Regions from separate parts of the Homo sapiens genome. Here region 2 is linked to region 1. A link is an interaction called in ENCODE POLR2A ChIA-PET data of the cell type or tissue named here. Cell type or tissue: MCF 10A. All regions are shown on one strand. Each heading gives the region's core, and the rest is flanking DNA. Links, peaks and the distances in the headings are about the cores only. Region 1 overlaps LOC100507336 (a long non-coding RNA gene). Region 2 overlaps LOC643327 (a long non-coding RNA gene).

Evidence for each region. ChIA-PET counts read pairs that join two places held together with the same protein. Peaks named below come from ENCODE experiments on the same cell type or tissue, not always from the same donor. Only the 100,000 strongest peaks of a DNase experiment are listed, where the experiment ranks them.
Region 2: POLR2A ChIA-PET joins it to region 1 with 15 read pairs; 2 of 35 experiments call an interaction of 5 or more read pairs at or near these places.

What each region holds. Positions count from the first base shown.
Region 1 is chr6:3,582,882-3,598,166 of GRCh38, reverse strand. LOC100507336 (a long non-coding RNA gene) reads left to right here. Exons shown (of 4, transcript NR_187650.1): 4 at 3,632-4,677. Among named protein-coding and RNA genes, the nearest start is that of SLC22A23, 130 kb to the right of the region's middle. In MCF 10A, for the core only: no CTCF peak of the experiment used is centred there; a DNase peak (open chromatin) is centred at 5,626.
Region 2 is chr6:3,464,316-3,479,600 of GRCh38, reverse strand. LOC643327 (a long non-coding RNA gene) reads right to left here. Exons shown (of 2, transcript NR_147844.1): 2 at 10,591-10,715. Among named protein-coding and RNA genes, the nearest start is that of SLC22A23, 15 kb to the right of the region's middle. RefSeq lists an enhancer at 6,172-6,466 and a cis regulatory region at 6,077-6,557. In MCF 10A, for the core only: no CTCF peak of the experiment used is centred there; a DNase peak (open chromatin) is centred at 6,330.

The DNA.
Region 1 (15,285 bases), core at 2,597-10,596:
CTATAAAATATGTACAAATATTATGTATCAATAATAAAATGTTCAAGTCTTCTTACAACAGCATGTTTACAAACATGAACTTTTAAGTCAGACAGACAGAGGTGAATCCCGGCTTTACCATTTGCCAATTGGGTGACCCAGAGCAACTTAGGTGGCTTCTCTGAGCCCCAGTGTACTCATCTCAAAATGAGGATAATAACGACTTTCCCATAGGGTGATATGTTTAGTGTGTTTAGCACAGTGCCTCACACAGGGTCAAACACTCAAGAAATTGTAGCTTTTTGTATAGTTACCAAGAGCTGTAAAGGACCGCCTTTATTTGTCATAGAAACCATTAATATCCCATCCCACTAGCCTTTGTGTACTAAGTTCATGGTTTATGTTGACTTGGCTTGACTTCTGTCTTTTCTCCCTCAAGTCTCCATGGGGATTGAAAGCTCTCCCTAGTTGGGCCCTGGAAACTGTAGCTGGCTCCATCCCATGCTCTTTACCTTACCTTCCTTCCCAGGCAATGCTCAGCTCAATAGAAAGCTCAAGTCCTATACAGTTGTCAGTTCAGTTGAACCAGAGGTTCAATTACGCTGTGTAGCTGCTCCAGGGTAGCCTCTGCCTCAGAAGAAGACAAGATAAGTGATTGATCTGCCACTGATGCTCTGCCCCCAGGAGCTTTTCTTTCTCCATTCCTGGCTCCTGGAGGTAAGGACAATTTCTGGGAAAGTGGTTGCTGTAAGAGGTCATTGTTACATTTGGGGATATGTTCCTTTTATCGAGAAAGCAAATCTCTCCAATGCTCAGCTTCAAGGTGTAGGTGATGTTAGGGTGCCCTATTTTTGGGATTCTCCCATTTGTCTGGCAACCAGAAAATGTAAGAAAATGCAGTACAATCTTGCTATTAAACACCTTGCTATTCCAGAGATTCAATTTTACTGTGTAACTATTTCTCTGTCTAAGACCTGTAAATTCTACATCACAGATGCTGTTTTGGGCATGGTTGCATTCAGGAAGCTCCTGAGCCTCGGAGCCATTATAGCATCTCACAGGCCATGGGACACTGGCGTATAGCCACAATAGGAGAAATGTGTCCACCAGGACATCCTTATCAAAGAGCACAAGAAAATGAAAAGGGAACAGGCAGTCTTACCACTGCTCTCCATCAGGCGTTCTCCTTCTCTTTTTTTTCCTAATTATGTTTAGTCATCTTTCCTGGAAACTGTAAATCTCGCTCAGTGAAATTATTCATATTTATAGCCCCTGCATGTAAGTGGCATTGAACTCTATTAAAAATGATAAAAGGTAGATGCCTTTGAACGCTGGGATCAGCCAGCCAATTGTTTTAAGATTCACCTCAACTGACTTTAAGACGCACATGGGTATCATTTGGCAATAAAGCAAGTTTTATTAAATTTAGGCAACTTTCTTCGAGAGACAGACATAAAATCCTGGCAAAGATAAGAGCTAAAATTAACCAGACACGTGGAATGCTGAACAGCTGAATTAAAACAGAAACTCGACATCATGCAGACAATAACATTCCATCTATGAGTGCCCTCTCCCCACCTTGAGGATGGGAACTTCCTTGTCATCTCAGACCCTTATAAAAGGCCTCTGTGAAAATGGATGAAGTGTTTGGGTAGCCAAAAACCCTCTTTCTAATGCCATACTTAAAGTTCTCCTAAACTTTTAAATCCAACATCCCCTAAACAAATACGTCCATTTATTCACAATAAATCAATTTTTTTTTTCAGAAGAAGATTCAATTAAAAAAAAATTCCTATGTCCCTGCTCTTCAATGTTTTAGCCATTGCACAGTAATGGCTTGCCTAATTCTCTTTTAAAACCAAATTCATGTCCCCAACCATGGAAGGTATTGAGCCCATTAAATTTGGGGTGCTTCTGCAAATGAAGTTTTGTATATGTTTACTTCTTGGTGCAAAAGAAATTACATGCACATTACAGTAACATCAGAAAATATAGACAAGCAAATGAACCATATCAAACAGCTACAATTCCAATCACCCAGAAATGATATATGCATATAAACATACCTGCACATTATATGTGTGCTCCATATGCCACACAAATGTATGAGTAAATCATTTGTCTTCATGAGCATGCAAACATATATATGCACATCATACGTGTCCTATATAAAAATATATACATTGTCTTCCGCATGCGTACACACATATATGTATGCAGATATATCTCTTATGATACAAGTGTATGCATACATTATGTGTGTTTTTCATATACACACAAACACATATGCATACCACATGTGCCTTTCATAGTCACACAAACACATGCACATAATATGTGCCTTTCATATGCCTGCAAACACATATGAACCTCGTCTTTTATGCACATATATACATATATGCATGACATATGTGCCTTTATCTATATCTGTGATTTTCCAAAATTAAGATAATGTATACATTGTGTACATCCTCTATTGTCACCTGATTTTTCACTTTGTCTGTTTTTTGTTTCTCACTCTCACAGGATATACATCTTTCCACACCAATAGACCTTGTTTTCCGATGTAGCATTATTTTTCATAGTTGGCGAATATACAGTTATGGATTCATAACAGCAAGGTATCTAATTATCCTCTACGGTTAGATATTTAAGTAGTTTATGCCAATGTTTCCAACAGATCATCTTGTATTTGTCATAGTGTCAAGCACAGTTCGAGGGTCAGACTTACCTTCTCACTCTACCAGACCTTCATAGCTTATCGATTTGTCAAATTTCTGTGGCATGTTTCAGCCTTGGAGGACAGTCACTTAAGTACAGTTATAGTTCCTCTTTCTATCCTGGCTTGTGGCCGGGCTGTGCCTGAAGGACAGGGCTTCATGTTCGACGGATTTCTGGATTTTTGAACTGTAATTCAGTCCCATTCGGTTCAATAACCGAATTTATTTATTGGGCTTTGCCCCACATGCACATAGCAGATTCTCTGTAAACATGTGTTAAATGAAAACATATTTTTACAAATGGAATCCCACAGCACCTGGCAAGCCACTTCATTCTTAGTTGTGTCAAAGGCAGTACAATGAGGGTAAGCTGTGAGGTCAGACAGGCGTGGGGTCCAGCCGTGGTTCTGCGTCTTACAAAATCTGTGACCGTGATATGTAACTTCTCAAGCCTCCATTTCCTTATCTGCAAAATATAGTTAATTAGGACACCTTCCCCATGGGGTTGTGAAGATGATACAGACGATGTAAGTAAAATACTTCGCACAGTGTCCAGTATGCAAGCAATGTGAGCTGTCATTATTATTATTATTGGCTATTGCTTCCTAAGATAAATGAAGCATTTGAATTAAGTGCTAAGCTCTTAGTGAATACTAAGTCGGATTTAATTAAGTAGTTTTTCAGTTAGTATAAGGGGGAAAAAAAGAGGAGAAGAAAAATGTCTTACTGCTGAATCTTCCTGAACCTCCACAGGGCCTATCCACCCAAATTTGTTGACCGGGCCATTTGGTGAGTGAGCGAGTCTGTTGGAGGTTTTCTCTAGGTTTGGTGCGTGTGATGATAGCACAGTCCTCAGTGACTGCATGGTGTGTTTTATCTGAGGGCCTCAGGGTCTGAATTGTGATACTTATGTGCATGGCTTTTGTTTCCAGATGGAGAAATTGCACTGCAGAGAAATCTTTAAAAGCAATTACCTAATACTGCAGATTGCTGAACTGTACCCACACCCAAGACTGAGCATTGGATCAATCCAGAATATACATCAGGTGTTCTGCAATGTCTGCCTAAAACCATGACTCTGCCTCCTCCAGCTGTTGCTACATCTCACTATGGGTTTCCTGTGACATTTTGAGCAAGTATGCCTCTGTGACTGGGGTTCTTACACTCCAGAATGGATGAGAAGCACCGTAAGTGGCTTTTAAAATGAATATTCCCTGGCCCTTCAGTCGCTCTATAGGTCAAGAATCTGAATTCTCAACCTGTCTAGAAGGTTCTGGTTTTAATGGTCTGTGGGCTGCACATTGAGAAACCTGTTCAGCGAGTGCAACAAAGGTTCCACATGTGAGAAAGGAAGCATCAGGTCTCTTGAGCCTGTTCTTTAATCTGTAGGCTGCACCTTCTCTTTAAATTCTGCTAATAACACCATGCGAGAAAACACCCGAGCTTGAAAAGCCCATGTTCCAACATAACTGTCCTTCACCACTCTGGAAAATTAATGGTTTGTTTCGATTATCCCTTTGTTAAACTCCAAAGTCAAAGAGCTCTGAAAGGCATACGGTTATTTTAAGTTTCAGGTGATTTCTGTTGCCAAATATTTTAAAAATTTAAAATTGCTACGTGACCTCTTAGTAGTACTATTAGATTTCCTGACAATAAAAATAAGTCTTTTGGTTTCACCATTTATAGTTAGTACAGCTAATATTAAGTATAATTTTAAAAGCCTTTTATTTTCTCAGAAAGAAAAAATAATCAAAATCTGCTCAGTGTGGTATTGAATAATTAAAAACAAAAGAACAGTATCTTCACATTAGTGTTTAATATTAATTGCTTTTTTACCCTTGACACTGGTGCTAATTAAATTTTCATTTTATTTTCCATGACTTGTTTAAACAGTTTTTGCAAATTATTGCTAATCAGCCTAATAAAACTGAATCACCTATTAAACAATTTTGTTTTGAATTAAATGGCATTAAAATAATTCTGGCTGCCTTGTGTTATAATGTGTTACAAGAATACCAACCGCTACAGGTAATATGCCTTAGCTTTTACACATGCTTTAAATAAATCTACGGATGTATTTACCTACATGCACAAACATGCAAAGAGGCAGTGTTGGTTAGTTGAATGGGTTTCCGGCTGGATTTATTTCCCGTCTACTGTCTTCTCAAGAGGAAATCTAAGGCAAATCTCTTCAACAACCTGAAACTTGGTTTTCATCATCAGCAAAATAAGGAGTATGTATTTTTGAGGGAAAGGGTTATCGGTGGAAATAGAGGTTTCCCTAAGCACCGCTTTGCAGCCCCTTCCAGCAAGATACGATTAATGGGGTGCGGGGGGGAGAGCCCGTTGCCCCCACTCCCCCGGAGACTTTCCTGCAGTTTCGAAGGTGTAGGACACAAATGGTGGGTCTAAAATATTAGCAGCAGCCACCAGTGAGGAGCCACATGGCTCACAAAGAATGAAGAGAAATAATAGGGCCAAGTGGACCAGTTGGTAAAACCCCGGGGCCCCCACTGCGTTAGTGGGCTCTGGAAGAGGTGCCTTACTGGTACCCAACAGAGCCCTGGGAGGGTCTGTTGCACATGGCGGGGCAGCTTTGGGGGCAGTGGTACACAGCAAAATTGCAGGAGCAAGTGTGAGATTGACCCTCAGAAACTGCGATTACCTATGTGTGGGGGTGAGGGAATGTGAAGGAATAGTCTACACATGCTGGTCAGATGACTACCAACTCCTTTGCACTTACAACGACTCTGTAGTTCACAGAATAGGTAGGTTACTCATATTGTTATGTCTTAGATGACAAAAGAGAATTACGAAACATGAAGTGACTTAATCCAAGATGATGAATGGGGAGGTCAAATATTTTGTGATGAAATCATAATCACAACTCATGGCAGGAAGCAGAGTGCTGGTCTTACACAACACTTTTTGTTGGTGTCAGCATCAAAGGAAGAACACTGAAGCACGTAGGACAAGGCCTGATCTTGTATAACCTGAGTCTTCGGGAAAGATGGTACAGACAGGAGCTACAAGACCTGATCATTTGTGTTGGCTCTGCCACTAACTGGATGAACACTAACTGGATAAACAATCTCCGATGAGTCAGTTAATTTCCTCATGGTTTAAAAGAAAATGATGAAACAAATGCTATCTATCTCAAAGGACTTAAAATGAAAAGAATTAAAAAAATACAATTAAAAATGGTCAGAAAAGTTGAAAGTTTCATACAAAATGTTAAAATATGTACGTTAATGATCTTTATGTACAATAAAGAAGGAAACCTCCTGACATACAGCAATTTGCTGAGTCACATTAATATCTACTTATTAATTGGAAACACCAAGCCAGTAGACAGTAGTAATTTTCTTCTGGCAAATACATTTCAAACTGTCTCATTCAGTTTTCTCATTAGAAACAACAGATGCTAGAAGTTAATGAAAAAAATATTTAAAGTACTCAAGAGAAAGTAACTCTAAACCCACAATTCTATACCTACATAAATTATTATGCAAAAATAATGGCAAAAGAAAGACAATCCCAGCCATGCAGAAGTTGCCCTTCTAACTGGATTTTCTTCCACCCTTGCCCAAAGCAGTCTGTTTTTAACAACCAGTCAAAGGGGTATTGGTAAGGTGGAAGTTGGGCACGTCATTCCTCAGCTCACATCATTTTTAAAACTTTTTTTAAAAACAGCTTTATTAAGATACAACTTAAAAAAATAAAAAATAAAAAAGATACAACTTATATGTCATAAAATTCACCCCTTGTAAGTGTATAATTTTGTTATTTTTAGTAAATTTATAGACCTATGCAACCATCACCACAATCCAGTTTTAAAACATATCCACCATCCCAAAATGTTCCCTTGTTCCACTTTGCAATTAATCCCTGCTACTACTAATACCTCCAAGCTCTAGGCAGCCACGAATCTATTTTCTGTCTAAATTTGCCTTTTCTGGACATTTCAGAGAGATGGACTCATGCAATCTGTAGTTTTTTTGCATCTGGCTACTTCCATATGGCATAACATTTTTGAGATCCATCCATGTTGTAGTATGGATTAGCAGTTTGTTCCTTTATTTATTTTTATTTTTTGAGATGGAGTTTCACTCGTGTTGCCCAGGCTGGAGTGCAATGGCGTGATCGCAGCTCACTGCAACCTCCACCTCCCAGATTCAAGAGATTCTCCTGCCTCAGCCGCCCGACTAGCTGGGATTACAGGCATGTGCCACCACGCCTGGCTAATTTTCTGTATTTTTAGTAGAGACAGGGTTTCCCCATGTTGGCCAGGCTGGTCTTGAACTCCTGACCTCAGGTGATCCACCCACCTTGGCCTCCGAAAGTTCTGGGATTACAGGCGTGACCCACTGCACCCAGCTTAGTTTGTTCCTTGTTTATTGCTGAATAGTATGCCAGTGTGTGGACAGGTCACATTTTGTTATCTGTGCACTAGCTGATAACCAGATTGTTTCAAGGTCTTGGCTCTCATGGTTGATGCTGCTACGAACAACCACGTACACATCTTTGTGTGGATTGCCCACATTGTTCATGCCTTCCCACTTCCTTCAGAGTAAAACCAAAGCTTTGGCTGTGGGCTGCACATCCCTACCCCATGTGGTTTCCTAGTACTGCTCCTTACTGCTGTCCTCTCACCCCCTGCTCCCCCGTCGCTCACACCACTGCCACCACACTGGCCTCCTGGCCATTTCTCCAACACATCAGTCATGCCCTCCCCTCAGAGTCTTTGCCCCAGCAGTGCTTTCAGCCTGGAAGCTTTGGACCCCATTCCAGGATACCCTTGTAGCACGTCTCCCCCAAATCTTTGCTCTTCTTCTCCCTTGCAATCTCCCTTACCTATTACAGACAACTTCCAAGTTTTTGTTATTGAAAATGTGGGGAGAGAACCACAGACAGACAAGATAGCATCACCAGGAGCTGGTCAGAGCTGCACAGCCTCGGTCACCGCAGACCTGCTGAGCCGGGATCTGCATTTTACCAAGGTTCCCAGCTGGTCTTCAGGTACACTAAGGTCTGGAAAGCCCAGTTCTAACATACAAGATGATTTACTTCTTTGTTATACGTATTGTTTACAGCCATCATTTTGTACTAGAGCGTTCATTTCACAAAGATGAGAGATTTTGTTGTTTTATTCATAATGAATCCCAGAGGCTAGAACAGTGCCTGGCACACATTCATTGAATGAGCGGATGTTTTCCTGTAAATATCTGTAAAGAATTATCCTTGTACATTACCTGTAGAAGCCAGTGATTTAAATTAATAGTCTTGGACTTAAGCCTGGGTGGGGAACAATAGAAAAATTAATTTTTTTCCACTTCTGGGCATTAAAAAATATCGGTTCACTAAAGAATGCCTTCAAAGAATAAAGTATGAGTAGATTAAAAATAAAATGAGTAACCATCTAAGACTATGGAAATATGAAGAAGAAAAAGAAGCCAAAGAAGCGACACTGGACTGCCTGTGGGTCACCGCCTGTCTCCCTTTCCCCTGTCACGCAGCCTCCTGTGGAGCCGGCCGTGGAAACGCCCTGACATGGAGTCAGAAGCCCGAGCCCGTGTTTCAGACTTGGCGTTCATTGACCAGAAGAGCTGCTTCACCACTTAACCATGCAGCTTCAAGGGCTCCATCTGCAAAACGCAGGCTTGAACCACAGGACTGGTTATGCTCCTTCTTGTTCTGTGTCCTCTAAATCCACCCCGTGGGATGGTTCTCATCCTCATTTCTAGGAAAACAAGGCCCAGGTGGAATCTCTTTTCTCATCTGCAGGACTGATGCCTTTCTTGGCCTAAATTTCAACAACATGTGACTATAAAACTTACCTGTGTGTGAACCCTACAGATATTTGCGGGGGTGTTGTGTGGGGAGATGACCCCATGGTGGGCCCCTAGCGCCGGCCTCTTGCTATCATGCTGAGCACGCCCACCTTGCCGCAGCCTAGGATCTCCCTTTCCCACCGGCACTCTCTTGCCTGGAGTGTGGATCCACTGTGGCTTTCCCTCGCCCCATCCTCCAGCTTGGTGGGTAGTAATATCTTCTGTCCCTCTTTAGACTCGGGGGCCTAACTGGAAAACAGGTGCATTGGTAGATTTAGTAGCAGAGGAGTCCAAGAGTTCTAGTGCTCTACATGGGCATGAGACCAAAGCCCATAAATACATGTTCGCGGGGTGCCTACTGTATACCCAATGCTGTAAGGTAGTGTCCCCAAAGCATACTGCTGCAGAACACTAGTTTTGTGGGGTGTTCAACGATATTACCTGGAGAAAAGAGTCCAGAATCTAACAAGTTTGGGAAACTCTGGATTAAATAAGGTTAACTATGTTTCTTTTAGGTAGTCCTTCTCAGAGACTTAAGATGAGAGCATGCATTGGGAACTTCCAAAATGGGAGATGCAGTGGGAGGCACTCCCATAGTTAGGTAACCAGGCAGCCCCTTTTTACTTATTTTATTTTATTTTTTTGAGATGGAGTCTTACTATGTTACCCAGGCTGGACTCAAACTTCTGAGCTCAAGCAGTTATCCCACCTCAGCCTTATCCCACCTCAGCCTCCTAAGTAGCTGGGACTACAGGCACGAGCCACCACACCTGGCTTTTTTAAAAACAAAGGACCATATTTTGGAAACACATAGGCCCTGTAGCACACAGACCCATGGGATCTCCTGGCCACCTGGCCCAGCCCATCTTCCGCAGATATGAATCCTGGACCTGAGGGAGAAGCGAAGCAACTTGCCCCAGGGCCCCACGGCTAACACTGTAGGCCACGCTTCCCATTTCTCAGCTGAAATAAAAGGTATGTTTTTGTTGCAAATATTTAGTTGACCATTAATTTACCTAAAACCAGTGACTCTCACCGGGACACACAGACTTTTGAAAAGAAAAATCATTAAAGTGAAAAAAGGAGATTTTCAGGTAACTGCAGTTTTTTATTTTTATTTTTTGACATGGAGTCTCGCTCTGTCACCCAGGCTGGGGTGCAGTGGCACAATCTCGGCTCACTGCATCCTCCACCTCCTGGGTTTAAGCAATTCTCCTGCCTCAGCCTCCCAAGTAGCTGGGATTAGAGGTGTATACCACCACGCCTGGCTAATTTTTATATTTTTAGTAGAGACAGGGTTTCATCACGTTGGGGGCTTAGTCTCAAACTCCTGACCTCAAGTGATCCGCCTGCCTCAGCCTCCCAAAGGGCTGGGATTACAGGCATGAACCACCACGCCCAGCCAACTGCAGCTTTCTAGCAGCCAAGTGTGTGTTCTTTATTATCTTGAATCCCAGTGAAAAATTAGAGAAAAAATTGTGTGTATATGGCACTATCAAGTTTGAATGTTATACTTTTTACTAAGAGAAATAAAATCAAGGAAACAAAATGCAATAATAAACACAACCTTAAGTTGTCAGTTTTCTCTAAGAGGTATAATTTCATCAAAAGCATAATTGTAAGCTTTACCTTGTTAATAACTTTATTGATCATAACTGATTATTGCAATGGACTGAATGTTTGTGTCCCCCAAAATCCATATGTTGAAATTCTAACCCCCAAGATGATGATATTAGGAGGTGGGGCCTTTGGAAGGTGATGAGGTCATGAGGATGGGGCCCTTGTGAATGAGATTAGTGCCCTTCTTAAAGGACACTATTTCTGCCACATGAGGACACAGGAAGAAGGCAGCTGTCTGCAGCCTGGAAGAGTGCCCTCATCAGAACCCTAACATGCTGGCTCCTTTATCTCCAACTTCTATCTTCCAGAACTATGAGAAATAGGTTTCTGTTGTTTAGAAGCCACCCAGTCCATGATACTTTGTTATGGCAGTCTGAACTAAAACAGATATTATCTTGATTATATTTTCTAAAACACAATATGTTTTGACCATAGTTCATGTACTGACCAACGCCTTTTTAATCATCTAGGAGAAAACAATGCATTAATCTTTCCAGCATTGCAGTTATCCTCATTTTGGTAGAAGAGAGAAAGTCCTCTGAGGTCAGGGAAAAATCAAAGTTTGGAACCACAATACATGGTATGGTGGTATGAATAGAAGTGGTATATGCATTGTCCTTCCAGGCTAGAGGGGGATCATCAACATTCTTTGAGAGTGGCTTCCAGGTGGTCGTTCAAATCAAAGTACATGTTTCTTCCGGAAGCTCATTTAGTAAAATATGTGGTGTAACTATGAAAACTTGGTTGCCTGAACTTTTCCCTGTTGGGATGTGCCATACTCCTCTAGAAACATCAGAAAAGATTACAACTGGTCATCACCAGTCTTTTGCTTCATCAACAACAATGCAAAATGGCTATTTAAAGGAGCAACACTAGTTAGTAAAAATATATTTGCATACACAAAACTGCTAACATCCAAGTGCCTGGCCATGTTATTTTCAATAAAGCCACAATCATTACTTTTTCATTTCATCATCTTTTTCATTAGCATGGGAAAACCTTTTAGTAGCAGAAGCTCATTTGCTTTTATCTACTTTTCTGTGCTCTCACAATAAACAAGCAAAGCAACTTAATTTCAACACATGGATAGAAAGAGCATAAGTCTATATTCCCTTCTTTTCTGGGGAACAAATAGGGCAGGGACTTCTGAAACTAGAGATGTTCCTGTAGAGACAGATATGTGTAATATCTGTAAAAATTTACAAAGACAATGCTACAAGTTTGCTGCGTCAGACCATCAGAATTGTAATTGCTTTTGTTCTTCCAAAAGCCCCACAGGATTTAGTACATAACTACGTAATTGAAAATCGTTTATTATCTATGCCTTACCTAGGTTTGTTAATTGCCTTACGTTTGTTAATTAATAATTTGAAAATGATACATGTATTTGAGATACATATGTGTGTGTATATATATACACTTTTTGTATATATAATTATATATATAAAGTATATATACTTTTATAATATTATAGATGTAAATTTATATATACTTTTCCCTAGTTCTGTGCACTGAAATGTCTTAGAACAACACCCAGATTATGGCTATGAAGTACTATTTCCCACAAAACCAATAAAATGAAAATCCATGGGGAGCCTTGGAGAAGTGGGTGACTCTAGGTCTGAGGTAGAGAATGTCAAAGGTGAGACTGGACCCCCAGGACACTGTCAAAGATCACTAGGACTCACACACCAGCCTGACGAGGCTCCCAATGGCCTCAAACACCCCAAAGATGGGGACCATTCGAACATTATGCACACAATAGTTTCAACGGACCAAAACAACTGTGAGTTTATAATTGATTTTTTTTTTTAAAAAAACCACACACCAAAAATCTAACTAGTCACTATTGGGGGATGCTGATGACCAACTTATTTTTTGAAAATGGGTAAATAAGGGGAAAGAGACAGCCATTTATTCACCTTTCCTATGCAAACTATACTACTGGTAACCAAACAGCAAATGAGGGGAAGTTTTTCTTTACAGGAGCATTCTAGCTAAGAAATGAAGGAGGCGTGACAGAAAATAACCATTTTGCAGCTCCTTGTGGACTAATGAATAGATGCATTGAGCAATAACAATTGCTACTATGAGAGAGAGAGAAAGAGAGAGAGAGAGCGCACGCCAGATATTATATATCCTGATGGAAGAATACAGCACCACCTGTGAAATATTTCCCACTCCTCATTCTCTGCTGGAAAAAAGGACCTGACTCTGAACAGGCCTCTAGATACAACTACCAAGAGAGAGGAAGTACAGAGGGACATGGGAAGCCACCATGGGGATGCCATCAGCACTCTGGTCAGGGGAGATGCTACAGGACAGCAATGTGGCTTCCACCAGAAATAAAATGCAAGAAGGACCTTTAGATTGAAAAAGACCTGAGACATAACAACGAATCACAGGCGTGGGCTTCATTTAGATCTTGACTGAAGCAAATAAACCATAAAAGGAAATAAAATTATGAAATGTATGAGTCAACTGGAAATTCAAATATGACTGGACATGTGATGGCCTGTTAAGAAACTATCTTTGATTGTTTACAGATGTGATTGTGGTATTGTGATTATGTTGGGGGAGGGAAAGAATTTATCCTTTTAGTGACACATACTGAAATATTTACAGATTAAGTGATAAGGTCTCTAGGATTTGCTTCAAATTAGTATAAGAGTAGAGTACCTAGGGGCGGTTAAAATGAAACAACATTGTTCACGAGTTAATTATTTAAGAATTTAAAGCATATGGACATATGGGGATATATTATACTATTCTGTATTGAACTACTTTGGTGAAAATAATGAAAAGTTTTCAAAAAATAATTATATGTGAATAGTAAAAGTAAAAAGAGGAATGCCTATGATTATTGAAATAATTAAATTAATACATACCTTTCTTCCTTTATCTAGAGGTTCATGACATTAAATATCTGTCTACACTTACCGCTGTCTTCCAAAACAAGAATAAGGATTGCAAATCTTAAATTAAATTGTCATGACAGTTGCATTTCTCTTGCATTACATTCAAAATTCTATACTATATCAACTGCTACTTTTTGAATAATAATGTGTGCTAAAGGCTTTTCAAAGTGGAATAAAAGCAGTGTGGTGGAATTATAATCTTTTAAATAAGCATGGAACTTGCCAGCTTAATAAAAACCTTCACAGACATTTCATTTAATTCTCACCGAACCGTGGGATAGGTCAGCTAAGCTTTATTAGCGCCAGTTTTATGATGGGGAGTGAGAGAGAGAATAACATCCAAGGTTGCACAGCTATTAACTGCCAGAAGTAGAAGAGTCCACATTCTTTTGCTTCCTGTTTGGTATTTTTACCCACCACATCCCCTAACCTCTGCAACTTAGAAGGGCAAGGTACCTTGTAGTTTAAATGACACATTAAGATAAAAACGTATCTTAATGTATATAAAATGTATGATTAATGTGTATCTTAATGTGTATAAAATGTATCATTTTATAAAATCAAGAAATTAGATTAATATGATGTAAATGATGATATTTAAATCCAAGAGCTAATTTATTTAACATTTAATTTTTTTCCAAAAATGTGGCTTCTGGTGTTTCCGTCAACTTTAAATGCTCTCAGGGTTTTCACAACAAAAATTTCAACAGTAAGAGCGAGAAACTTTCCACTGATATAAATCATAGGGTAATTTGCTAATATATATTACTGAGTAAAAAATGTGTTTAGCTCAATTATAACCTCCAAGTACTTCTGGCTTTATTATTTCATCATTTCATCATATCTTTCTGGCTCTACATATCTTTATCTCTGATACAGTTCATTGTTTTGAGATTCTGCAACCTTAAAGAACTACTAAGTTTGTATAAATGCTAGAGGAAAATAACATCAGAATCTCTACCACGAAAAGCTAAAGCTCACAATTAATGAGCATCTTATGCCCCTGACATTATTGTGTGTCAGTCTTTCTGTAGCTAGAAATTGTCTCACAGTGTTTTAAGTGATAAAGTAAGGGGAAGGATTAAAACAAAGCAAATCCAAACTTAAACATGAGAAGGCATTCCCTGTGCGAAAGCTAGCAGAACTGTGTGAGGAGGGCACAGGCTGGGATGAAGGGCAGTGGGAGGGAACTCCAGAGGAAGGGAGGAAGGAGAGGATGCAATTTAGGAAGGATGACCAGGAGGCCAAACCCACAAAAGCAGAAGTAAAATCTGTGTGTAAGGCAGTAGGAAGCATAAGTGATATTCCCAAAAATCAAATCAATAATGTGGTGGTCAAACTCGAGTTGTTTCCTTAGAACACAGAAAGAATAAAACAAAGAAAGAAAATATATGGAATAAGATGATGTTTATGGAGAAAAGTGGATGTTGAATGAGCCAATGTATATATTCTGGAGGGAAAAACCAGAACAAATGAAACAGGAGAGAGAGAGAGAGAGAGAGAGAGAGAATCTCCCAAGATGAAGAAAACACCTGTATCTTTTATATAGATTAATAGAGATCATCATATCATCATATGGTAGGATGGACCAAACCTGGTCATGTATATCCTGGAAAATATTTAACAAGGAAAATAAAGAGTCCTCTTGTCTTTCTGGCTGGAAAAAGCTATAATCAAACCTATCAGAGAAAAATCAGGCTAGACTCAGAATCTACAAATACTATGTAATAAAAGAAAAACTGAGTTCTGAAAGAAAAATTTTGACGCATGAATTGACAACCAGTCAAGTTGTTACTACATGTGAAGATAATAGATAGTCTTATGCATGCATACAAGAGCTTGGAAAACAAACCATTATGTATTTTAACCAACTAAGAAATGAGGTAGAATTAAGAGCTCAAGAATGAAGATATAAAAAGATTTGCAATGAACACTGAAATTAGTTAAAATAGAGGTAAGCCTAAACATGGTTGTAAATATAAATATGCTAAATTAACCCAAATACAAAAATTAAGAATTATTCTCAAAGGAGATGATATGAGGAAAAAAGTAATATAAATATTTACAATCTGGATTTGATGAAATTCAGCCTCCATAGCTGATAATTAGCAGAGTATTAAAAAATTTTGTTAGTAAATATCTAGGAGTATAATAGCACTTATTTAATATAATATGCAACATTTATTTGAAATAATTAATAAGCATTTAACTTACTGA
Region 2 (15,285 bases), core at 3,190-11,189, 120 kb after region 1:
AACTCCATCTCAAAAAGAAGAAGAAGAAGAAGAAAGGAATTATTAAAAAGGAACCAGAACTTGAAGATTTGGGAAATTCTCACCCTATTCATATTACAGATGCCCCTTCCAAACAGCTGTGCCAGTGGGTCTGGAAGGCAGGGCACAAACTAGAGGATTATCCTAGAACCTTAAGATATATTGGGATTTGCCTAACTAGGTTTTGGACTTGCTTGGTGCCTGCTGTCCCTTTCTTCTGTTCAATTTATCTCTTTTGGAATGGGAATGTCCCTCCTATGCCTGTCCCACCATTGTATTTTAGAAACAGATAACCTGCGTGAGTTCACAGGTTTCAGCCAGAGAGGAATTTTGCCTCAAGATTCATCATCAAATCTCACTCATACCTGATTTAGATGATATTTAGATGAGCCTTTGGACTTTAGACTTTGGAGTTGATGCTGAAATGAGTTAAAACTTTTGGAGCTGTTGGGATGAAATGAATATATTTTGCATGAGATAAGAACATGAATTTGGGGGGCAGGGGTGGGATGCTAGAGACTGAATTGTGTCCCCCTAAAAAATTTGTATGTTGAAGCCATAGCCCCCAATTCGACTATATCTAGATATAAAGTTTTAAAGAGGTAATTAAGGTTAAATTAGATCATAAAGATTCATCCCTAATACAATAGAACTGTGGCCTTATAATAAGAGGAAGAAAGAGAGCTTTCTCTCTCACTCTCCTAGATAGGTGAGTTGGTGAGAAGGCAGCCACCTGCAAGCCAGGAAGAGGGCCTTCACCAGAACCTGACCATGCTGGAACCCTGGTCTTGAACTTCCAGCCTGCGGAACTGGGAGAAATTAATTTCTGTTTCTTAAGCCACCCAGTCAATAGTATTTTTTATGGCAGCCTGAGCTGACTACTAGAATCATGGCTGTGGGAAAGATGGAGTGGAGAAAAAGGTCACAAGCTGAGGAAGTCAAGGAGCTGAGAAGTCAGGGTATCAGTTGGGTCAGCCACATACACATCAAAGACACCAGAATAACAGTGGGACTGAGAGTGCTGATGACAAGGGGCAGTTGCCAAACACTTTAAAGCACAAATGAGGGGGACTGTCCAGGAGGGTGTCAGATGACAGCACCTCAGAGGGATAGGATGCATTCTCCCTGGGAGCTGCTGATGGAGGGAAAGAAGACAGGCTGCAGGACCCCAAGAGTGGGGTCCACAAGGGAACAAGGAGGTGAACAGCCCACCTCAAAGACAGATGACCTAAAAACATTTATACTGTATTGACTCCGCCACCCAGATACTTAGTTCAGTACACAAATGCCTCCCATTAAAAGCCCAAAATGTTTCTCTAAAGTTTCTCTGTGAAAAAGAGACTGTGAAAGTAGAGGCAATTATTAACACAAGTGATAGAACGTTACGAAAAAGAGAAGATGCCTAGGGGAGTGATGGCATTTCTGAATGTGGGGATTCACAAAGGGCTCCAGGTACATCCTTTGGGGATAATAATCTGATCTGCAACATACAGCAGATGAAAAGTGCATGAAATAGGGGAAAGAGGCACTGTCAAAGAAACTGACACAGTCATAGATTGCCACAATAATTGTACCAGATCAGAGGGAAGGCAGCCCAGCAGAGGGCAGGTGTTTGGGCACCTGGGAGTGAGTCCACTCACTTTCATCAGGAATCCCTGAGAAATTCCAAGGGAGTTAGCCAGTCCTCCAACCTCCCAGTGAGTGGGTACCAGTCAAAGTGGGCAATGCACTTAAAACCAGAAGACGATTAAGAAGTAAAGAGGACCGCATCAAGACTTGCCTCTATTTCTAACTGGAAGAATTTGCCAGCCCTTTAGGGCAGGGGTCTGACCCCTGGTTCCAGTCTGTGGTCTGTTAGGAACCAGGCCACACAGCAGGAGGTGGGCGGAGGGTGAGTGAGCATTACCACCTGAGCTCCGCCTCCTGTGAAATCAGTGGGGGCATTAGATTCTCACAGGAGCACAAACCCTGTCGTGAACTGTGCGTGCAAGGGATCCAGGTTGCATGCTCCTTATGAGAATCTAACGCCTGATGATCTGAGATGGAACAGTTTAATCCTGAAACCACCATCACCTCCCGCCCCCCGAGCCCCGTTCCATCAATGGGAAAATTGTCTACCGCAAAACTGGTCCACGGTGCTACAGAGGCAGCAGAAGCAGCTTCGTGTGGCCTATACCTAGGTTTTAATGCACTTAGGAATGACCTGGGGCTTGTGAAAATGTGGATTCTGATTCTGTAAGTCTGGGCGGGGGCCTGAGAATGTTCTTAATAGTTAAGAAAATTGTTAAGAAAACTGCAGTCAAGTTCACCCACAGTATTGTATTAATTCTTCTCCACTGATGCTTACTGTTTACAAAATCCTGAGTTACAGAGTGCATCTTTATCATTTCTTAAATAAGATAAAAGAAGCATAAGCCACAACAGAAAAAGATTGATAAGTTTGACAAAATGAAAATGTAATATTTTTATATAACAAAAGACAACAGAAACAAAGTTAAAGCCAGTATCAAGGACAAAAGGAGCCACAGATTGGAGGAATATATTTGTAATGCATGAAACTGATAGGGAATGAGTATTCCGGATACACAAAAATCCCTGCAAATCATTGTTTTTGAGAATGAACAATTAAAAATGACTTACATATTCACCAATAAGTAAACGAATGCATACATTTTAATAAATTCATAGAAATAATGCAGAAATAGATGTTCAAAATGAATACACTAGATCTCCAAATATCAACTGAGACAAGTCTTGAAAACATGGAACTGAGTGAAGTGTAAGCTGTAGAAAACTGTATGAAGTATTATTTGTATAAAATAGAAAACATTACTAAATGTTGATTATGTACACCTATGCATGGGTAGAGGAGATACACACCAGTATCAGAATGGGGGTTCTGCTGCAGAACAGGTGGGGCTGGGAGGAGGGAGGAGTAGAAAGGAATTTCCACCACAGTGTCAGAAATCATGGAGCAGGCTGGGTGCAGTGGCTCACGCCTGTAATCCCAGAACTTTGGGAGGCCAAGACAGGCAGATCGCTTGAGCCCAGTAGTTTGAGACCGGCCTAGGCAACATGATGAAACCCTGTCTCTACAAACAATACAAAAAATTAGCTGGGCATGGGCACATGCCTGTAGTCCCAGCTATTTGGGAGGCTGAGGTAGAAGGATCACCTGAGCCCAGGAAGTTGAGGCTGCAGTGAGCCGTGATCGTGCCGCTGCATTCCAGTCTGGTTAAAAAAGCAAGACTCAAAAAAGAAAACAGAAAAGAAATCATGCGGCAGATGTGGTTAGAAACCCACATTTGTCAAATCTGTATAGCAATTATTATTCTCTGAACTTTTCTGCATGTTCAAAATATTTCAGAGAGAGATTCTTTCAGGCATCTGGAACAAGGTGACCTGAGCCCCTTTCTGAGTCCTCCTGAGCTGCTTGCAGGTCCCTAAATGGCCTGGTAGGACTCCTTCCCTCCCCTCACTACTCAAAGTGAGGTTTGCCAACAGCCGCATCACCTAGCAGCATCTTGGAAATAAATGCACATTCTCAGGCCCCCGCCCAGACTTTCAGAATCTGCATTTTCACAAGCCCCGGGTCATTCCTATGTATATTAAAACCTAGGTAGGCTACACAAAACTGCTCCTGCTGCCTCTGTCCCTTCTGTCCACTGCCCATATTGTTACCTAGATAACTCCAAAGCCTCTACCTGGATGGAGTTTAAGGATTGCATGTTCTAAGACTGCTGTGAACCCCTATCTAGAGCAGGAGTTATCTGTGTATGCTGGACACTTTATTTTATCAAGATCTGAAACACTGTTATCAGCTGCTAACCAGACAGTGAATTCCATATTAGTCCCATTAACCTTTGGGGGGTTGTCCATCATCTTATAGTACACAGCACATGGCATGAGTTCAGTGAATCTTTTAAGAATAAATGAAGAATCCACATTTTTAAGACACTGGTAAGGCCATCATCCATACTAAAAATGTTCACTCAGGGAATGGAATGTTCTGATTCTGGAACACTTTAATACGTGGAATTAATTTCTTATTATCTTTTAAAGTTCTAAATCTAAAATAGATTAAATTTATTTAAAAATTATTGGCATTTTAAAAAACTGTGCATGTTTAACATTTTGTAGCAAAGTAGTATTTTTTATAGCACATCTTAATAAATTGATGTAAAAAATGTCTCCACTTCAGGAACTCTTAGTCTTTCAAGGACTCTTGGCCCCATTTGAAAGCCTAATGGCAGATAGAGACCTTTTCCCCAGACAAATGCACATAATCAGCAATACATAATTTCAGTTTTCACAAACCCCAGGCAAAGAGTATCTGCCCTAAATTCAACAAGGCTGTAGATGACCCCCTTATCTCACATCGTTCCAGAGTTTTCTACTGTGTCATGTGAATGAAGATGTGTCACAGAGAATCCCACCATATGACACCTTTCATAGCCACTCTTCATTCCTCTCGCTGTGAAAACAATCCCCCAAATTATGAGCAACTTAAAAAACTCTTATGAGCATTAACTAATAAAGTGGTGCTCAAAAGTGTTTCCTTGGCTGGGTGCAGTGGCTCACACCTGTAATCCCAGCACTTTGGGAGGCTGAGGCAGGTGGATCACGAGGTCAGGAGATCGAGACCATCCTGGCTAATACAGTGAAACCCTGTCTCTACTAAAAATAAAAAAAATTAGCCGGGCGTGGTAGCACGTGCCCGTAGTCACAGCTACTTGGGAGGCTGAGGCAGGAGAATCGCTTGAACCCAGGAGGCGGAGGTTGCAGTGAGCCAAGATCATGCCACTGCACTCCAGCCTGGGTGACAGAGTGAGACTCTGTCTCAAGAAAAAAGAAAAAAGTGTTTCCTTTTGAACGTGCCCCCCGGGTTTCCACCTGTGGATGTAGAAGACGGGAAGTCTAGAATCCATACTGCTGCTCAGAGGCCATCACACAGGGTACATGGGCCTGAGTGAGTGACCGCACTGCCCTCGTTAACTGGACTAAATAGTATTTTATCACATTTTGTTGTCGTTTTGTTGCTTTTTTTTTTTTTCTTGAGACAGTTTCATTCTTGTTGCCCAGGCTGGAGTACAGTGGCACAATCTCGGCTCACTGCAACCTCTGCCTCCCCAGCTCAAGTGATTCTCCTGCCTCAGCCTCCCCAGTAGCTGGGATTACAGGCGCATGCCACCATGCCTGTCTAATTTTTGTATTTTTAGTAGAGACGGGGTTTCTCCATGTTGGCCAAGCTGGTCTCGAACTCCTGACCTCAGGTGATCCACCCGTCTGAGCCTCCCAAAGTGTTGGAATTACAGGTGGGAGCCACTGCACCCGGCTCTTGTTGCTTTTCTTAAGAGACATTTAAAAATGCCTTGGTAGCAGGTAGAAAAGCAGCAGAAATATTTTATTCTATTTACAGGCACCATCAAACTACCACATGGTTTTAAATATAAACAACTACCAATAAACAAGTAACACCCACAGAAATCCAGAGCCAGGAGGAGACATCTGCATTAGGCTCTGGTGCTGAAAGAAGCCTCCATCACCAGGTCAAGTTTATTTGCCAAAAAGAGAAAAAATAAATAAGTCCACCACCCAATCCCTTCTGGAGCAGCCATCCTTTCCCCTCCCCCTCCACATTCAGTCACTGGAACTGGAAGTCACTTTCATGCCAAATAATAATGACGGCCAGGTGTGGTGGCTCATGCCTGTAATCCCAGCACTTGGGAGGCAGAGGCAGGCGGATCACGCGATCAGGAGATCGAGACCATCCTGGCTAACACAGTGAAACCCTGTCTCTGCTAAAAATACAAAAAATTAGCCGGGTGTGGTGGCACGTGCCTGTAGTCCCAGCTACTCGGGAGGCTGAGGCAGGAGAATCACCTGAACCCAGGAGGCGGAGGTTGCAGTGAGCCGAGATAGCACCACTGCACTCCAGCCTGGGTGACAGAGCAAGACTCTGTCTCAATAATAATAATAATAATAATAATAATAATAATAATAATAATAACGATACTAATTCATTATTAGTGTCATTTAACAAATAATGAATTTGCACCATTTTTAACTTTGCAAAGCTCTTTCACTTTTGTTAGTGTAGCATTTTAATTATGTTACCAGAAAGGAAAGAGTGAGCTGGAAGCTGGGCCGCCTTCCTTCACTCAGCCCCACAGCCCATCCCAAACCGCTCCAAACACAGCTCCTGCAGAGCACCCGCAGAAACCACCCACGTGTGTGTGTGTGTGTGTGTGTGTGTGTGTGTGTGTGTCTGAATTCATGCTGAGTCATGGGAGCCAGTGTTGTGCATTGTCTGGTTGGTGAGGAGCTCTCAGATGTTTGTGAAATGATCCCTGGGGGACATGAGTAAGCTCTTCCTAGACTCTGAGTGCTGAGGTCAGAGATTGATAGAAAAAGAATTAGAAATTTTGAAAAAGGCGTAGAAATTCCAAGCAGGGCAGAATTCCTAAGAGAGACTATTCTTTTTAAAATTACTGACTCTCTTTTGAGGACTCATATCATTAAGGATCTGGAGATAAAGAGAAACTTTGGATGAGTAATACTTTTATTTTGAATTTTAAATATTGCACTGATGTTTTTAAAATAAAGCAACCTCATCCAGATAATAGAAGTGCAAGATGAGCTTCCCATAGTGGAACTTGCTTCCACCAGTGGCTGGTTAACTACATTAATTGGTTAACTAACAGGGCAGCCAATTTGGTCCTTGATGGGATAGCTAGTTTCTCCTTGCTTCTTTCATTCACCATTTATTGAATGCTAACCCTTCATTCGCACCATTTACTAGGTGCTAAATGTGAAGGAAACACAGTTGGACCTTCCCAGAGCTTAATGTTTCATGGAAGAACTCAGAGAAAACCCATTTTAATAGATTTAAGCCATCTGTTTCCAGAGAGATGAAGCTGGGAAATGACCGTGTAACCCATCATCTGTGCAAGACAGGAAAATACCCTATTGTCAGCCATTTCATTACTGGTGAAACGAAGGTGTTCTACACAGATTCGGTTTGCAGGGAGGCAGCATGGAGAATGTACTGGCTGGGAACCAGAAGAATTGAGCTCTAGGACCGTATCACCCTCGAATAAACTCTTTTTCTTTTCTTTTTTTTTTTTTTGAGATGGAGTTTCACTCTTATTGCCCAGGCCAGAGTGCAATGGCACAACCTCAGCTCACCACAACCTCCGCCTCCTGGGTTCAAGTGATTCTCCTGCCTCAGCCTCTCACGTAGCTGGGATTACAGGCATGTGCCACCATGCCCAGCTAATTTTGTATTTTTAGTAGAGATGGGGTTTCTCCATGTTGATTAGGCTGGTCTCAAACTCCCAACCTCAGGGATCCACCCACCTTGGCCTCCCAAAATGCTGGGATTACAGGTGTGAGCCACCGGGCCCGGCCGCCTCTAATAAACTCTTAAATTTAGGTCAAAGGATTCCACTTTCCTAGGCCTGTTTCCTCTCCTAGAAATGGGGGGGTTCAGTAGATGGCTAGAGGCTCCATTTAGCTTCATTATTTGCTATCACTCAAAAACCTCACAGTCCTGAGAAAGGCAGCCATGATTAATTCCTCGTTGTCTTGGAAGAGAACTAGTTGTGGTGCACTAGCCAACACATAAGCAAGCTCAGCCCTTAGCCAGCGGCTGCCTTCCCTCTTCTACTGTGACTAACCACCACTGGACCTTAAGGCAGTTGTTGGAACCAGTAAAAAGAATGTTCCTCTCCTGGCCATAAGTACAAGTGGTTATTTGCAAAGCTACATAATGGCGTTAATTAGTGAGAGTTCACACTTGGGCTTAATGTAAACAGACTCTCCTAGTAACAGACAACTTCAAACAGTGAGGCTGAATTCCAGTGTAGACACTACCTAAGCAAGTGAAGAATCAATTTTGAGGGGAAAATTAGAGACTTTGGGATGGAGTCCAGAAACCATGGGGTGGGGTTCGGTCATCGGAGGAAGGAGAGGGGCCACCTGAATGATTTTCCCTGAGCAGCTGATAAGCATATTAATCTGGGCAACTGAAGATCCCTATCAAACTATTGATACAGCTGTGTTTGGCTCCAAGTGTGCTGAATCTGTGCCAGCTCTTCACAACCTGTGATCTAATGAGCTGAGGACAGGAACTGGGACCTGGCCCTTGCGTGCTCCTTTGAAGGAAGAAGGGAAGGAATCAAAAGTGGAGAAAAGAGGGCTGGGCGTGGTGGCTCATGCCTGTAATCCCAGCACTTTGGGAAGCAGAGGTAGGCGGATCACCTGAGGTCAGGAGTTAGAGACCAGCCTGGCCAACATGGAGAAACCCGGTCTCTACTAAAAATACAAAAATTAGCCGGGCATGGTGGTACGCGTCTGTAATCCCAGCTACTCGGGAGGCTGAGGCAGGAGAATCGCTTGAACCTGGGAGGCAGAGGTTGCCGTGAGCCGAGACCATGCCACTGCACTCCAGCCTGGGCGACAGAGTGAGACTCTGCCTCAAAAAAAAAAGAAAAAGAAAAAGAAAGAAAGAAAAGCGAGCCTACAGGAAGGGGACACCATTTCGACTTTGTTTTCTGGTTCTTTTACCTTACCCGTCTTCGAAAGCTAGGCCTATGAGACTAGCTACAAATATAAAACGTACCTTTACGGAGAGGACATATGGGCAAGGAATGATTTAAATTCTTAGCCAATTCCTCTTGGGGTTTAGACACATTGTCACTCTCGTTAAATGGAAATGTGAAGGATAAATTCTTAGCCAACATCAAAAGGAGTGGCGTTTGAAAGTAGCGATAGAGAAGAAAGCGGGCTCTCTCGCAGTCAGAGGCCTAATCTCACCCCACCTCCACACTGCACCCACCCGGATGAGGGTTCCTTCCTGGAAGCTTTCATGTGTCTCAGAAGAAAATAATTACCATCAGAGCCACTCGAAGAACAACAAAAGAAATCCTTCCTTCTTATTTTATAGTCACGGGTTATTTTAAACCCCAAATGGTATTTCTCAGTTTAATCGCTAAACTTGGTTTCAATTGACTTTTACTCAGTTTTCTTAAAGTCGAGAGCATAAAAAATTTCTCACAATTGAGACTATTCAAAAGAACGTGCGGCAGACTCCAAATGCAATATCAGGAAGAGGGGGCCAGAGGGGTTTAGACAATACAGCACCTTTTTCAGAAGTCTATTGTCCTCTGTGGAAGAGGTGAGAAATTTGTCTGTACAAGTCCAGGCTTGCTTGTATTAAAATATCTAATTTTATACATAACATTCTTATCTGATAGGCAGCATTAAGATCCTCTTAAAATGAACTAGGTGGAGGAAAAGGGCAAAACCATGATACACAGTCACAGGAAACAGTTTAGATTTTCCTTGATTGGATTCCTTCTGGAGAGAGATTCCCGAGGACCTCCAGAGCCACACCTGGCTCCTTTGATGACTTTCAAACTCGCTCCAGGCACCGATGGTGAATCCCTAAGGGGCCTCAAATAACGGTGGCTGTCGAATGAAAGGCCAAAGTAGTTTACCTGAGTGTCTAGTGAGTTCTGTTTCCAATAGTGGGGTTTTCTGAACATCTCACATAATGAAGACAGAGTGGAAGTTACAGAATTTTATACTCAAGAGGTTTTGAGTCTATCCCGGAACCCAAAGCAAAGGAGAGTCAGGCAACTTTATAAGAAGCCCTCACTGTCTAGGGGCCTGTTTTGTTCAGGGAATAAAGGCTAATGCTAAAATGATCCTCCTGACTTTGTAAATGATTTCCAGAGGGCTCAAGGGCTTAGGGATGGCTCCCGGGAGCGCGCAGTGGTTGACAGTACTGGCCTGAGGAGCTGGAAGTGGACATTTTCCTGGAGGGAAGTGATTTGGGATTTCCCAAGGTCACTGGTATTGGGGCAGAGAGGAAGCCAGTTCCAGAAGCAAAGGTATGAGTCAGAGAAGCCCACTGGGCCCAACTCTTGCTGAGAGGACAGGGAGAGGAAGGGGCAGTGGACATGCATCCGACTGGAGATGAGCCCTGTCAGATCTAGACATCTACCCCATGGAATCAGAAAGATCTGGCAGAAGTTTCCCACTCTTTCCATCTGGGGGAGATGGCTAACCGTAGTGGATGAGAGTCCCAAGCATTGGCATGAGACAGGTCTGAGTTTCTGTTTTGAATCCTGGTTCTGATACTGCATGACCTTGGGCAAGTTACTTAACATCTTTTAAGGTTTGTGTCACGCGCATCTGTATGAAGAGAGTCCACCAAACAGGCTTTGTGTGAGCAACAAGGCTGTTTATTTCACCTGGGTGCAAGCAGGCTGTGTCCAAGAAAGGAGTCAGCAAAGGGTGCTGGGATTATCATTAGTTCTTATAGGTTTGGGATAGGCGGTGGAGTTAGGAGCAATTTTTTATAGGCAGGGGGTGGATCTCACAAAGTACATTCTCAAGGGCGGGGAGAATATTACAAAGTACCTTCTTAAGGGCGGGGGAGTATGACAAAGTATATTATTGCAAGGGCGGGGAGGGGGTATTGTCATAAGGTCAATTGATCAGTTAGGGTGGGTAGGAACAGATCACAATGGTGGAATGTTATTTTTTGTGGTTCTTCATTTGCTTCAGGTCATCTGGATGTATATGTGCAGGTCACAGGAGATGTGATGGCTTAGCTTGGGCTCAGAGGCCTGACAGTTTGTATCCTCGTCTCCGTAATGGTGCAATGATCCTTCCTTCGCGTAGGGTACCTTAAGTGAGATGAGATATGTGGAAAGGTGATCGCGTGCTCAAGAAATGCTAGCTGTGAGGATTATTAAGGTTATTAGGAATGTGTCACGTTTCTGGTTCTGTCCAAGATGCAAAGCAACGTGTCTGCAGCAAGACAGGGCAAGCGGGAGAAGGTGGAGCCAGGACCTACCATTAGAGCTGCTGGGTGGATGAAAATAGGGGCTGCCCCTTGTGGGGGTTCTGTGGGGTGGACAGGACACTGCTGGAGTGTGGCAGGCCTTCACTCTTGCTGCCCTTTAGCCTAGGGGACCACCTAGAGGGCCGGATCTCCTGCCCCGGGGCAAGGCAAGGCATTCAGGACAGCACAGGTCTGGCCTGCAGACATTCGCTACCAGGAAGTCTGATCACAGCAGCAAATTCAAGCTCTGGGTCTATCGGTCTCTACTGTAGAATTATTTAGTAGAACTAATGGAATGAAATGTCCGCTGGGGATTCCAACCTCTTTTCTCTCTTTGATTGACAGTGGAATCTGGCCCCAGGTTTGTGGTGATGAGGAATCAGATAAACTCTATAGAGATGGTTTGAGTGGTTGGGGTCAGGATGACCACTTCTGATAGCAACTCAATCATACCGAATTCATTCACATTATCTCATTGGTTCCTCACACCAACCTGTGTGATGGGCAGTAACTCAGGTGTGATGATTATTCCCATTTTACAGATGAGGAAAGTAAGGCTGGCAGAAGTAATGGGACTTGTTCAATGTCACACAACCAGAAGGTTGTGAGGTCTGGGCAAAAATACAGGAGGTCTGACTTAGATGCTCCACCTTCCCCACTAGGTCCTGTGAGGTGTTTCTTTGGGCTTGAAACTTTATCCTTGTGAATGTAGGCTTTTATCTTTAGAAGCAGACAGTAAAATAGGGCTTCATGTGCAAGGAAGCAGGCAATGGATTTGGGGCTTTTGTTGTCCGTGCTCACCTGTCCCAGGTTAAGGGGGAACTAAACTCCCAGATACCTTTTTTTTTTTGGAGACAGAGTTTCACTCTTGTTGCCCAGGCTGGAGCGCAATGGTCCGATCTCAGCTCACTGCAACCTCTGCCTCCCAGGTTCAAGTGATTCTCCTGCCTCAGCCACCCGAGTAGCTGGGATTAGAGATGTGCGCCATCACCCCCAGCTAATTTTGTATTTTTAGTAGAGACGGGGTTTCTCCGTGTTGGTCAGGTTGGTCTCCAACTCCCGATCTCAGGTGATCCACCCGCCTCAGCCTCCCAAAGTGCTGGGATTACAGGCGTGAGCCATCGCACCTGGCACACTCCCAGCTACTTCTTACTGTCTTGGCAAATCAACCAAGACAGTAGTAATTAAAAAGCAATGCTTTGAAAAACAGGTCTAACGTTGGGGGCTGATAGAAGTAAAAGCCCTTGAAGCCGTCCTCCTTTCCCCAGTCTCCAGACCCCCAAACTAAATAAAGAGCCCGGAGGGAATGTGGACAAAGCAGGGAAGTCAGGCCCTACAGTGTGACTTTGGCCAGGAAGGGTTTGAAGCGCCCTGCATCCCAATCACATCATGCTGGGTCATGTTAATAGCAAATCTTGGTATTTTTCGTTACATGAGCTAATCAAGTTCCTTTTTTGCATAAGCCAGTTTACCCTGAGTTTTCTATAATTTGCATGTGAAAAAATACTGATGCCGATGCACTCACGGTACAGGTAATTTCCTGTAGATTTCTTGCCATGAAGTATGAAAACCTAATATGCCACCTAAAACTAATTTTCAGGCAATGACATGTAAAGTATTCCCTGTAGCTTCAGACTCACTAACCAGCATACTGTGCCTTCTCCCCATTGTTGCTGTGTCCTCAGAGAATGCGAGCATTATTCAAATATCCTAAAGTCATAAGCTGTTCCTTGCCAGCTCAGATGATGCTCTTCCCAGCCCTGCTTTCTTTGTTCTATCAGCGGCCATAAGGACAATTTTTGGTGTCCACCATAAGGATTGGTGATCCACAAGGTGTCATTTTCAAAAAATGAGAAATGGTTTATCATACAACCCATCAATCCTACTCCTAGATATTTATGCAAGAGAAATGAAAACACATTCTACACAAAGAACCCTATATGAAGGTTTCTAGCAGCTTTGTTCATAGTAGCCCCAAACTGGAAGCAACCACAATGTCCATTAACATGAGAATGCATGACAAGCTAGGGGCTATGCCTACAGTGAGACACTGCTCAATGACAAAAAGGTATAAAATGTGGATACAGCAACCACATGGGCAAATCTCACAAGTGTTATGCTAAGTGAAAGAAGCCAGGCGCAAGAGAGTGTGAGCTGCCTCGTTCCATTTATTCCAAGTTCTAGAACAGGAAAAACTAACCTGTAGTGAGAGAAGGCCTAGGGTGGTGTGTAGGGGGCTGGCTGCAAAGAGGCACAACAGATCGTTTTTGGGGAGGGTGAAATGCTGTGTGTCTTGATTCAGGAGATGGTTTCAAAGGTGTACACATCACTGAACTGTACATTTAAAATGTATGTATGTAAATTATACCTCAATAAAGTCATTTTTTAAAGGTGAGGTATTTTGGGGTTTTCTTAACTTCCCTTTAAAACTTGTAATGTTGCTGGGCGCAGTGGCTCACGCCTGTAATTCCAGCACTTTCGGAGGCTGAGGCAGGCAGATCACCTGAGGTCGGGAGTTCGAGACCAGCCTGATCAACATGGAGAAACCCTATCTCTACTAAAAATACAAAATTAGCCAGGCATGGTGGCACATGCCTGTAATCCCAGCTACTCGGGAGGCTGAGGCAGAAGAATCCCTTGAATCTGGGAGGCGGAGGTTGCAGTGAGCAGAGATCATACCATTGCACTCCAGCCTGGGCAAAAATAGCGAAACTCCATGTCAAAAAAAGTAAATAAATAAAATAAAATAAAACAAAACTTGTAATGTTTATACTTAAAATAGCATTATCCAATTTTCCTCTATAAATACTATAAGTAAATCATATTACGGAAATGCCGTGTACCAACTACCACAAGCAAGCACATCTGGTTCCTACCTTCGCGTTTCATTCTCGCTATTCCTTTTATTTGGAATATACTGTTCCCTCTTCTCTCTCTGGCAGAATCCTATATCGCATCCCATCCTTCCTTTGTTCGTTCATTCAGCAAATGTTTATTGAATGCCAGGCCCTGTGACCGGCAGTGGAGCTACCGAGACGTACAAATCTAGTAGGTGCTTTAGGGACACCTACTAGAAAGTGGAGTTTTACTTGAATGCCCTTGGATTTCTATTCCAAGCATTTTCTGGCCGATAAAAAGACTCTGTCAAAGACTGTTAACCTGGAGGCTCCAGTCTGCTCTGTTACATTACCTAAAAGTAGGCTGGTTATTCCATACACATGTATTTCACAGCCTCCCCTAAAGGTTCTATGTTAACTTTTAAGAAATGGAATCATTGATAAAGTTAACAAGGCAGAAGAAAAAGCTCTAAGAAACCAAAGAAAAATTGGCTTAAATGTATTTCTAGGTCAATGATGAAAACAAAATAGAATATGGAAATGTAAACACAAATGGAACAAGAGAACTTTAAAATAAAAAGTGATAGTTACCATGTGTCTCAGGGCTGGAGGACCACCTGGCCTTGCTGGCCTCTTACACCAGAGCCTGGGCCATAGCTCATAATTTTGCTGATATTGGCATCTTTTAACTTTGGAGTGTTTTTAAAAATCAGTTACTATAACAAGCTCTCATTAAAATTTATTTTTCAGCCAGGCACGGTGGCTCATGCCTGTAATCCCAGCACTTTGGGAGGCCAAGACGGGCGGATCACCTGAGGTCGGGAGTTCGAGACCAACCTGACCAACATGGAGAAACTAAAAAAAAATATATATATATACAAAATTAGCCAGGTGTGGTGGCACATGCCTGTAATCCCAGCTACTCGGGAGGCTAAGGCAGGAGAATTGTTTGAACCCAGGAGGCGGAGGTTGCAGTGAGCCAAGATGGTGCCATTGCACTGCAGCCTGGGCAACAAGAGCAAAAAAAAACCTCCGTCAAAAAAAAAAAAAATTATTTTTCAATCATTTGAATTTTTGTGTCCCTCTCATCAACTTTCGGTTTCAAACCATTAAACCTTTTCTTGATTAAAAAAGTCATCACATCTGGGTGCAGTGGCTCACGCCTATAATCCCAGCACTTTGGGAGGCCAAGGCGGACGGATCATTGGAGGTCGGGAGTTCGAGACCAGCCTGACCAACATGGAGAAACGCCATCTCTACTAAAAATATAAAATTAGCCGGGCATGGTGGCACATGCCTGTAATCTCAGATACTCAAGAGGCTGAGGCAGGAGAATCACTTGAACCCGGGAGGCAGAGGTTGAGTTGAGCTGAGATCGTGGCATTGCACTCCAGCCTAGGCAACAAGAGCGAAACTCTGTCTAAAAAGAAAAAAAAAGTCATCATAGAGATAAAAACCTATACAGAGAGAAATTACTGATTGTATTAGTTCATTCTCACATTGCTATAAAGAAATACCTGAGACTGGGCAAATTATAAAGAAAAGAGGTTTAATTGGCTCACAATTCCAGAGGCT